Regions from separate parts of the Mus musculus genome. Here regions 1 and 2 are each linked to region 3. Evidence: chromatin loops called from intact Hi-C (ENCODE). Cell type or tissue: gastrocnemius. All regions are shown on one strand.

Region 1 (2,500 bases), 64 kb before region 3:
GAAATCTAACCCAGATCCTCTACAAAGAGCAGCCAGTCCTCTTAACTATCAAGCCATCTCTCTAGACCCACCTACCTTCATTCTCGTGAATTGGAACTATACAGCTGAAACCAGTATAAATTTTATCAGTGTCTCTAAAATGCTTGGTTAGCAGGGCATGGTGGTGCACACCTGTAATCCTAGCATTCAGGATGCTGAGGCAGGAGGACTGCTGGAACTTTGAGAACAGTTTGGGCCACATATCAAGACACCATCTTTTATTCTTTAAAAAAAAAAAAAAAAAGCCTAGACATTGGGCTGGGGCTAAGAGTGGCTTTCAGAGGTCCTGAGTTCAATTTCCAGCAACCACATGGTGGCTCACAAACATTTGTAATGGCACATGTACACACACACACAAATTAAAATAAAAAGGCAATAAATATGTTTGGTGACTTTTTTTTTTTTTTTTCGAGACAGGGTTTCTCTGTGTAGCTCTGGCTGTCCCGGAACTCGCTTTGTAGACCAGGCTGGCCTCGAACTCAGAAATCTGCCTGCCTCTGCCTCCCAAGTGCTGGGATTAAAGGCATGCGCCACCACCGCCCGGCTTTTGGTGGCTTTTGTTAATACTCTAGCATAGCATCAGGCAACTTGAAGGTATCTTTTTTGAGATATTTGACCATCCAAGTGCAGCTACATAAATTCTAATCTCTGCTGGGCCCTATCTACAGAAACTGGCACTGCTTTGCTTAGCAACTGTAGGGAAATCTCCTTTGGAGAGATTCTAGGAGTGGTAGGGAACAAGACAATGGAGACTCTCACCACGCCCTGGAGGCCGCAGCCTCACCGGAGAGAACTGCAGAAGATTGCCCGGGAACCTGGAATCCAGGAGGTGGGTGGAGCTGGCAGCCATTGTTCTTTGAACATTCAAGGCCCTGGAACCTAATTTGCTAAACTAGAGCTCAAGACATAGATATCCCTGTTTAAATTCAAAGCCAAAAGACACCCAGAGGTTTTTTGTTGTTGTTGTTGTTGTTTTTTTTTTTTTTTTTTTTTTTTTTTGAGAGTCTTATCCTGTTTCTTAAGCGATGTTCCCGCCATAGGCTTCCTAGGTAGGGGGTCAGAGTCCCCCACCCCTCACCCCCGTGCCTTTCAGCCGCTATACCGCAACATGGCCAGCAGGAGGCAGCACTACATATCAGAAAGGCAGAGAACTACCAACGTAAAAAAATAAGAAGAATTGAAGCCTTTGGAGCAGCTCTCTGGTTTCATAATGTTGTCTGGGGAGGGGGGAGGGGGCGGCTTTGCTTTCTTCTGCTGCCTAAATCTGGGAAACCTAAAGCCAGTTGGGAATAATTCTGCTGCTTTTTGTGATAGAGGAAGCTGATTTATTCCCTCATGCGCATGGGCATGAGCAAAACATGACCACCGTACAAGAAGGGCATGCGCGCGTGTGCTCGAGCCCCCCCCCCCCCCAACACACACACACTTCCTCTTCCTCTGTCTAGAGTTTCTCTTCCCGAGCCACTTTAAATTTGCTCTGTAACGCAAGTCTTGGCTCCCTGTTAAAGGAATGCTAGGGATCAGTGAGTAGGGTAGGGAAAACGTTATTTTCAGGAAATGCCCAACCATCCCAACATACCTACGGTCAATCCTACTTTGAAGGCAGGTCAAGCCAGTATCTGATTTCTGAGTTCCTGATCCAGAAAGACAAGCAGCTCTAACTGCAGGCCCAGTCTCCCTGCCTGGATCCCCCCACCGTGGAATCTCACCGAGCTCCCACTCTTCTCAGTACTAACTGTAGAGACTTTCCAGGCCTGTAGTCAGAGAGCTCGGGGTGACTGTCCAACATAAATGCCAAAGAAGTCCCTGTGCGGGATGCTGTCTTTGCCCTGCCCCAATGGGCATGTCCAAGCTACTGTTTGGAGACTTCGAGTTCACCAGGCCCTCCCTCTGCCCTTTGAACCTTCCTGGAGCCTGTGGCTTTTCTCTGGTTCTTGGATGGTTAAAGGGGCATTTCCATTCCGCCTGCTTTCCTCACCGTTGGCCTCTGTGTCTCAGGTGGCAGGGTGTGGTCCCAGCTAGAGGCCTAAATGAAAAGGAAAGACAAAGAAGAAAAAGAAAAAGAAAAGGAAAAAAGAAAAAAAAAATCCCATTCATCATTCATGACGATCCCACAAATGAATGTGACCATTCACATTTTAACAAGGGGAGCCCCCACACCCCAAGGCATTGAACTGTACATGTACAGTGGACTCCAGCTTTTAGAGACTAAATCAGCTAGTATCTATCTACCCAGAGGGCAGCTGTGGTAGGCTGGCCGGCTGTGGTAGGGCAGCCCTCCGCCAACCACCGTTTCCTTCTCAGCTCATGCAGTGACCTCACTCTCTGGTCTGTTCACAGGCTCTCCCACGAAGCCTTTGAGGTTCGTCAGCTTCGCCTCAGCCGCTCCGAGTGTACACTGGCCTGAGTTCTGGGGAGCTACCTCAGCTCTGGTTTTCTCTCCATCCATGGGCGTGGGGCC
Region 2 (2,500 bases), 380 kb before region 3:
AAGATGCACACTTCTGCTCATTGTGGAGGTGCACGCCGTTTGTATCAGCACTCAGGATGCTTGGTCTACACGGTGAGTTCCAGGCCAGACAGAGCAACATAGTGAGACCTGTCTCAAACAAAATACCAACCTGCCCCCCAACCCCCCATACTTCCTCCATGAACTTCATTGTCTTTCTTAGAAACACTAATAAGACTGTTGGGGTCAAAGCTGTTCCTCTTCATGTGGAGCAGTAAAATCATTGGGAGACCACCACGATGTTGGCTAGCAGCTTTGGTAAGCTGGCATCAGAGTGGTCTTGACTAAAGTTAATCCTGAATTTGTCTGTGAGATACAAGATTATGTAAATTAAATAAATAAATAACATTACTTTTCTTTAAAAAAAAAAAAAAAGGATCTTGCTATGTATCCCAGGCTGGCCTTGAATTCTTTTTAATCCCCCTGCCTTTAGTTTCCAAATACTATGACAGCAGGCGTGCACCACCACATGCAACAAACCCCACTTGCTACTTGCCTTTTATCTCACCAGATGTTATTAATGCAGTCACAGCTCTGTGACTTTTTCGTTTGTTCTTTTTCCTATAGGTTTCCACTCTCTCTTCCTAATGCTGGTCATTAGAAGATGAGGATCTTGGCTCTGCTAGCAAAGAGCTGAGACGCGGTCAGGCGCCTGGAGGAACACTTGCTTTGTATCTGAGGCACGAACTCTGTGCCCTCCCGTGCCCACACTCAAACTGATGATAGAGTCAAACAGACAAGAGCTAATGCTCTCTGCAGCCAGTCCTCCAGTATTTGCAACCGTGGTTGACAAAAGAATGGGAAGAAAAGATGGGGTTTCTTTGTTTCTATCAGTCTACCCTTCCCCTTTCTGTCAATCCTGCTGTTCCCTCTGGCCCCAGGGGTATCTCCCACTAACACTCTGACTAGGTAAATTGAAAACGCATTCTCAGGATACCCAAGTCAGTCTTTCACTCTTTCTGCCTTCCCCAACCCTCTCCCCACCCCATCCCCCTGCCCCACCGCCTCCGTGAAACCTAGTTCTGCAGAACCTCAGGTTCTGCACACAGGGGCAGGGAATCTTGCCTTCCAGGGAGGAAGGGGGCTTCATTTCGATCACACGGAGGAGCTGAAGTTTTGATAGGGACCGGCCCTGGTAATGGGCGTCAGGAGCCTGTGCTCTGATAGACCCGAAAACCTTAGTTCTGTACTGAAACTTGAAGCTGTAAATTTCCCGGCAGCAAGGGGCAGGGAGTGGAAGGACCTCCCGGAGAAGTAGAAAGCGGTCAGTTTCGAACTACTGAAAAGCTTGCCTGAAATCATTCTCGAACGTTTTCGGAATGGACCTCACAACAAGTGACTTAAGTACAGGCCCTGGGGATTTTTTTTTCAGTGTTGGCTGTGGTTTTAGCTACATCCTCAATTCCCAGGCAGGATTGACAGCTCCAGTTTCACCGAGGGTGGGGTCACGATACTTGCCTTCTAGCCAGGGTAGTCCTGGCTCCGCCCTCCAAGCCCCGCCCAGAGTCCTTTGAACTTCTGGGCACCGCTGGCCTTAGAGCGGAGCAGAGCGGAGTCGGGCGCTCCCTGGAGTTCTGATCAGCCTTTAGACACCAAAATAAAGTAGCAGCAAGTGGAAAATCAGCTGAGATCCTCTTTTAGAACCCAGAGTAGGCATTCCGATGGAAAGAGGAGTCCGGCAGTTAAAACAAACATAAACCCTCTCCGAGTTGGGGACATCCGAAGAGCTTAGGGACTTGCCCCGGCCGGTCTATCCGCAGCCCTGCGGGCGGGCGCGTTGCATCCGACCCGGATCCGCCAAGAGCCCGGGACCAGGACTGTCCTGTCGGCCGCTCCTCGGATTTGTGACGTGCCTCAGGCTGTGGCGGTGACGGGGCCACCACACAAAGCCGGGCGGTCCGGGCGGAGGACCCCAGGCCAAGAGTCCTGACGGGATGGGGAGGGAACGGGGAGCGAGGCGCCCCCGGGCTCCCGGGCTCCCCGCAGCATTAAAGTGAGCACCCAGTCAGCGGCGGGGAGCCGGCGGAGGGCGGCCCGAGATCGCCGTGTGCGCGCTTGGCTTCTGTGGCCTCGCTGGCGGTCGGCTCGCCTAGCCCGGCGGGGGATAGCCACGCCCACTTTGGGGTGGAGCCGCGGCCCGGGGAGGTTCCGCTGTTGGAGACGCCCGGGCACGGGGCGGGAGCTGTGGCAGCAGCTGCTGCACAGGAGGAGACAGCAGCGTCAGGAGCTGCTGCAGCAGCGGCGGAGGCTGCTTCTGGACGCCTTGGGGTCGCGCAGCCGCAGCCCCAGTCCAGAGGCTCCAGGCGGTGCGGTGGGCGCTGCCGCCGCCGCTGCTGCTGCTGCTGCTGCGGGCCCCTTGCCGTTACCCGGGCCCCCTCTGCCACCCGGGCCCCGGATGCCGTCTGCACTCCCGTCAAGCCTGCTGGAGAGTGCTCCCCAGCCTGGACGCCGCCCCCGGCCTGGTCTCCACTCCTCCGCCGCA
Region 3 (2,500 bases):
CTTCATCCTGTTGCTTAAAAGCAACCTTTGACTTTGTATTTCAAGCAGATCAGTTACCTTCATACAGGTTCACCTTCAGCAAGGCTCAGTCATGGAAGTTATTCATCTATGAAGAGATGCATTGAGTGCATATTGCGGCTTTGGTGTGAATGGGAAAATGGTGTGCTATGAGGGCTGGCAGTCAAAGACGGGCAACTGATGATTCTATGACTCTTTTATCAACCTGAGACAGAGGCATGTGCCAAGAGGCCGTGTTTGTTCAAAATAAACACTAGAAGGTCGTGTTTGTGCAAATAAACACAACCAAGCTATACATGGCCTCCAGGACAGGTAAGATTGAACCTAGGCACAGACCACCACCCACCATAATTCCCAGTTGGAAAATAATAATAATAATAATAATATATTAAATAAAAACCAATAATAAGCAAATTTTATGCCCCAGTCCAGCTAATTTTTAATAAATAAAAAAGGAGGAACTGTGCTGTTCCCCCATCCTTGAGCAGGCTGGCTCAGACCTTGTCTGCCAGTTGGCCAGCTCACATAGGGTGGAGTCTTCTGATCTAGGTGAAGTCTATTGTCCTGTCACCTCTGCAGCATCCTGCCACTACCTGCTGAGCAGCTCAGCTTGTCTTCCTGACTAGATCCTGGCAAAGTGGGGGATGGGTTTTCCCCCTTTCAAATCCGACCTTAGAATTAAACACTGAGCCTTGATCAGAGAACTTTGTCTTGGCTCGTTATTTCTCTCGCCGTCTTTCCCATCCAACCCCAGCTTTCCTTTCAGGAACCCAGTAACCCGTGGCCGCTGGCGGTTATAGATCTCAGGGAGTTTGTCTCCATACTGAGTCCCACACCAGCCAGAGAGCTACTTTTCCCCAGAAATCCTTTCTCAAACAAAACAAAACAAAACAAAACAAAAGCATCCTATAGGATTGCAGCAGCAGGGGTGTTGGTGGCCCCATGAACTGGAGGAATCCTGAGGCTGTGAGTGCTAGAAAAGCCACCCATGCTACATCAGCTGGAGGGTGCAATAGCCCCAAACATCTATCAGAACCAGGGAACAACTTTCCCTTGCTGGGCCTCTCTAGCACCCTCTGCTGGTACTGCTTCATATCTACGTGCACATTTGGAATTGGTACATTGAACACACTGAGTTCTGTTCGGAAGCTACCCCTGCTAAGGTGTGTGCCTATGCACGCTCAGTACATGCTCTCCAAAGCCTGTTGTGGTGATGTTGCTTCAGTCCCCACCTAGGATGCTTTCTGTACATTATCTTTGGTGTCTCCTGGTCATTTGTCACTGTATCAATCCTGAAGTGCTACCGTTTCCAGAATCTGTTCTTTGTTTCGTTTCTCTTGCAGGAGGGTCCTGTCCATCTTGCCTTAGTTATCTAGATGAGTAGATAGCAGGTGAACAATCTCCATGTCTCCTCTTCATACTGAGTTCCCAATTGTTTCACATAAGTAGCCTTTAGTGATCTCATGCCTTCCTCCACAAATCCATTTCCTGTCTTCAGTTTTGGGATTAGACTCAGTCTACGCATGCGTACAGGCCTGTGTGTGTGTGTGTGTGTGTGTGTGTGTATGTATGTGTGTGTGTGTGCGCGCGTGTGTGTGTGTGTGTATGTGTTTGTGTGTGTGTGTGTGTGTGTGTGTTTGTGTGTGTGTGTGTGTGTTAGGCAGGTGCTCTACCACTGAGCTATAGCCTCTGCCCCATTTTACCTCAACGGCTTGGTGGCAAAGACCTTCAGCATTTAGGATGTAGGCACCAGAAGGTCCCTGTGAAGTTACAGCCCCTTTGAACTCCAGGGCTACCTGGTGAGACCTCACCTCCAACACTAAAACCCAGCAAAACAAAATCAAAGATGTATTGGTTGCCTCACCAAGAATCTGTTGGGAGCCATTAAGGCAACGCTATTGTCCTGATCTCTGAATTGGGCCTCTCCCCCCAAGAAGAAAAGAGGGTCAAAAGCGGGCCACCGACACACCGCTCTGAGAACAACCACAGATTGTTCCAGCCCTAAGTCAGCGCCGGATGTCCTGACCTCAAGATACCCTGATACCGCCAAGTTCCTGCTTCCCGGTGTAACTGCCTAAGAATGTGCAATTCTATTGCCCCCCTCCCACTGATAAATATTTCTCCTTTTGCTTGTATTGCCCCATCCCTCCCGCTGATAAGTATCTGTACTTCCCCGTTTCCTTGTGCAATTCTACTGCCCCATCCTTCCTGCTGAAAGGCACTTCCCCTTTTGCTTGTGTATTTAAACCTTGGGCCTGGCTAATACATTTTGGGGGTCTTGATACAACTTCAGAACGGTTTCCGTGTCGTTACTCGTACAAGACCCTCGTCTCTCTCTACCCCCCATTTGGTTCTTAGGAGGAGGTCCCCTCGAGACCCTTGAATAACTGGACCTGCTGGACGGGTCAGAATCAAGCCCCAAATAGTCTATGACTTACATTATTTTTAGTCACTAGCTCCATTCTTCATCAGGAATTCATGT

What was found. Hi-C counts contacts between places; a loop is a spot of excess contacts. Peaks named below come from ENCODE experiments on the same cell type or tissue, not always from the same donor. Only the 100,000 strongest peaks of a DNase experiment are listed, where the experiment ranks them.
Region 1: it touches region 3 in a loop (2.8-fold over the local background); 22 of 42 quality-filtered maps call a loop at or near these places.
Region 2: a loop joins it to region 3, with 3 times the contacts of the local background. A loop is called at or near these places in 2 of 42 quality-filtered maps.

Annotation. Positions count from the first base shown.
Region 1 is chr17:87,600,942-87,603,441 of GRCm38, forward strand. Gm46609 (predicted gene, 46609) reads right to left here. Exons shown (of 3, transcript NR_169183.1): 3 at 1,342-2,065. Among named protein-coding and RNA genes, the nearest start is that of Gm46609, 11 kb to the right of the region's middle. In gastrocnemius, a CTCF peak has its summit at 1,152 (motif pointing right); a DNase peak (open chromatin) is centred at 1,150; H3K4me3 peaks cover 702 bases; H3K27ac peaks cover 1,402 bases.
Region 2 is chr17:87,280,698-87,283,197 of GRCm38, forward strand. It overlaps Ttc7 (tetratricopeptide repeat domain 7), which reads left to right and starts at 2,189. Exons shown (of 20, transcript NM_028639.3): 1 at 2,189-2,500. It overlaps 4833418N02Rik (RIKEN cDNA 4833418N02 gene), which reads right to left and starts at 2,117. Exons shown (of 5, transcript NR_015506.3): 1 at 1,477-2,117; 2 at 1-65. In gastrocnemius, no CTCF peak of the experiment used is centred here; DNase peaks (open chromatin) are centred at 1,502 and 2,140; H3K4me3 peaks cover 2,085 bases; H3K27ac peaks cover 1,945 bases.
Region 3 is chr17:87,664,526-87,667,025 of GRCm38, forward strand. No RefSeq gene overlaps it. Among named protein-coding and RNA genes, the nearest start is that of Msh2, 6.8 kb to the right of the region's middle. In gastrocnemius, a CTCF peak has its summit at 1,100 (motif pointing left); a DNase peak (open chromatin) is centred at 1,095.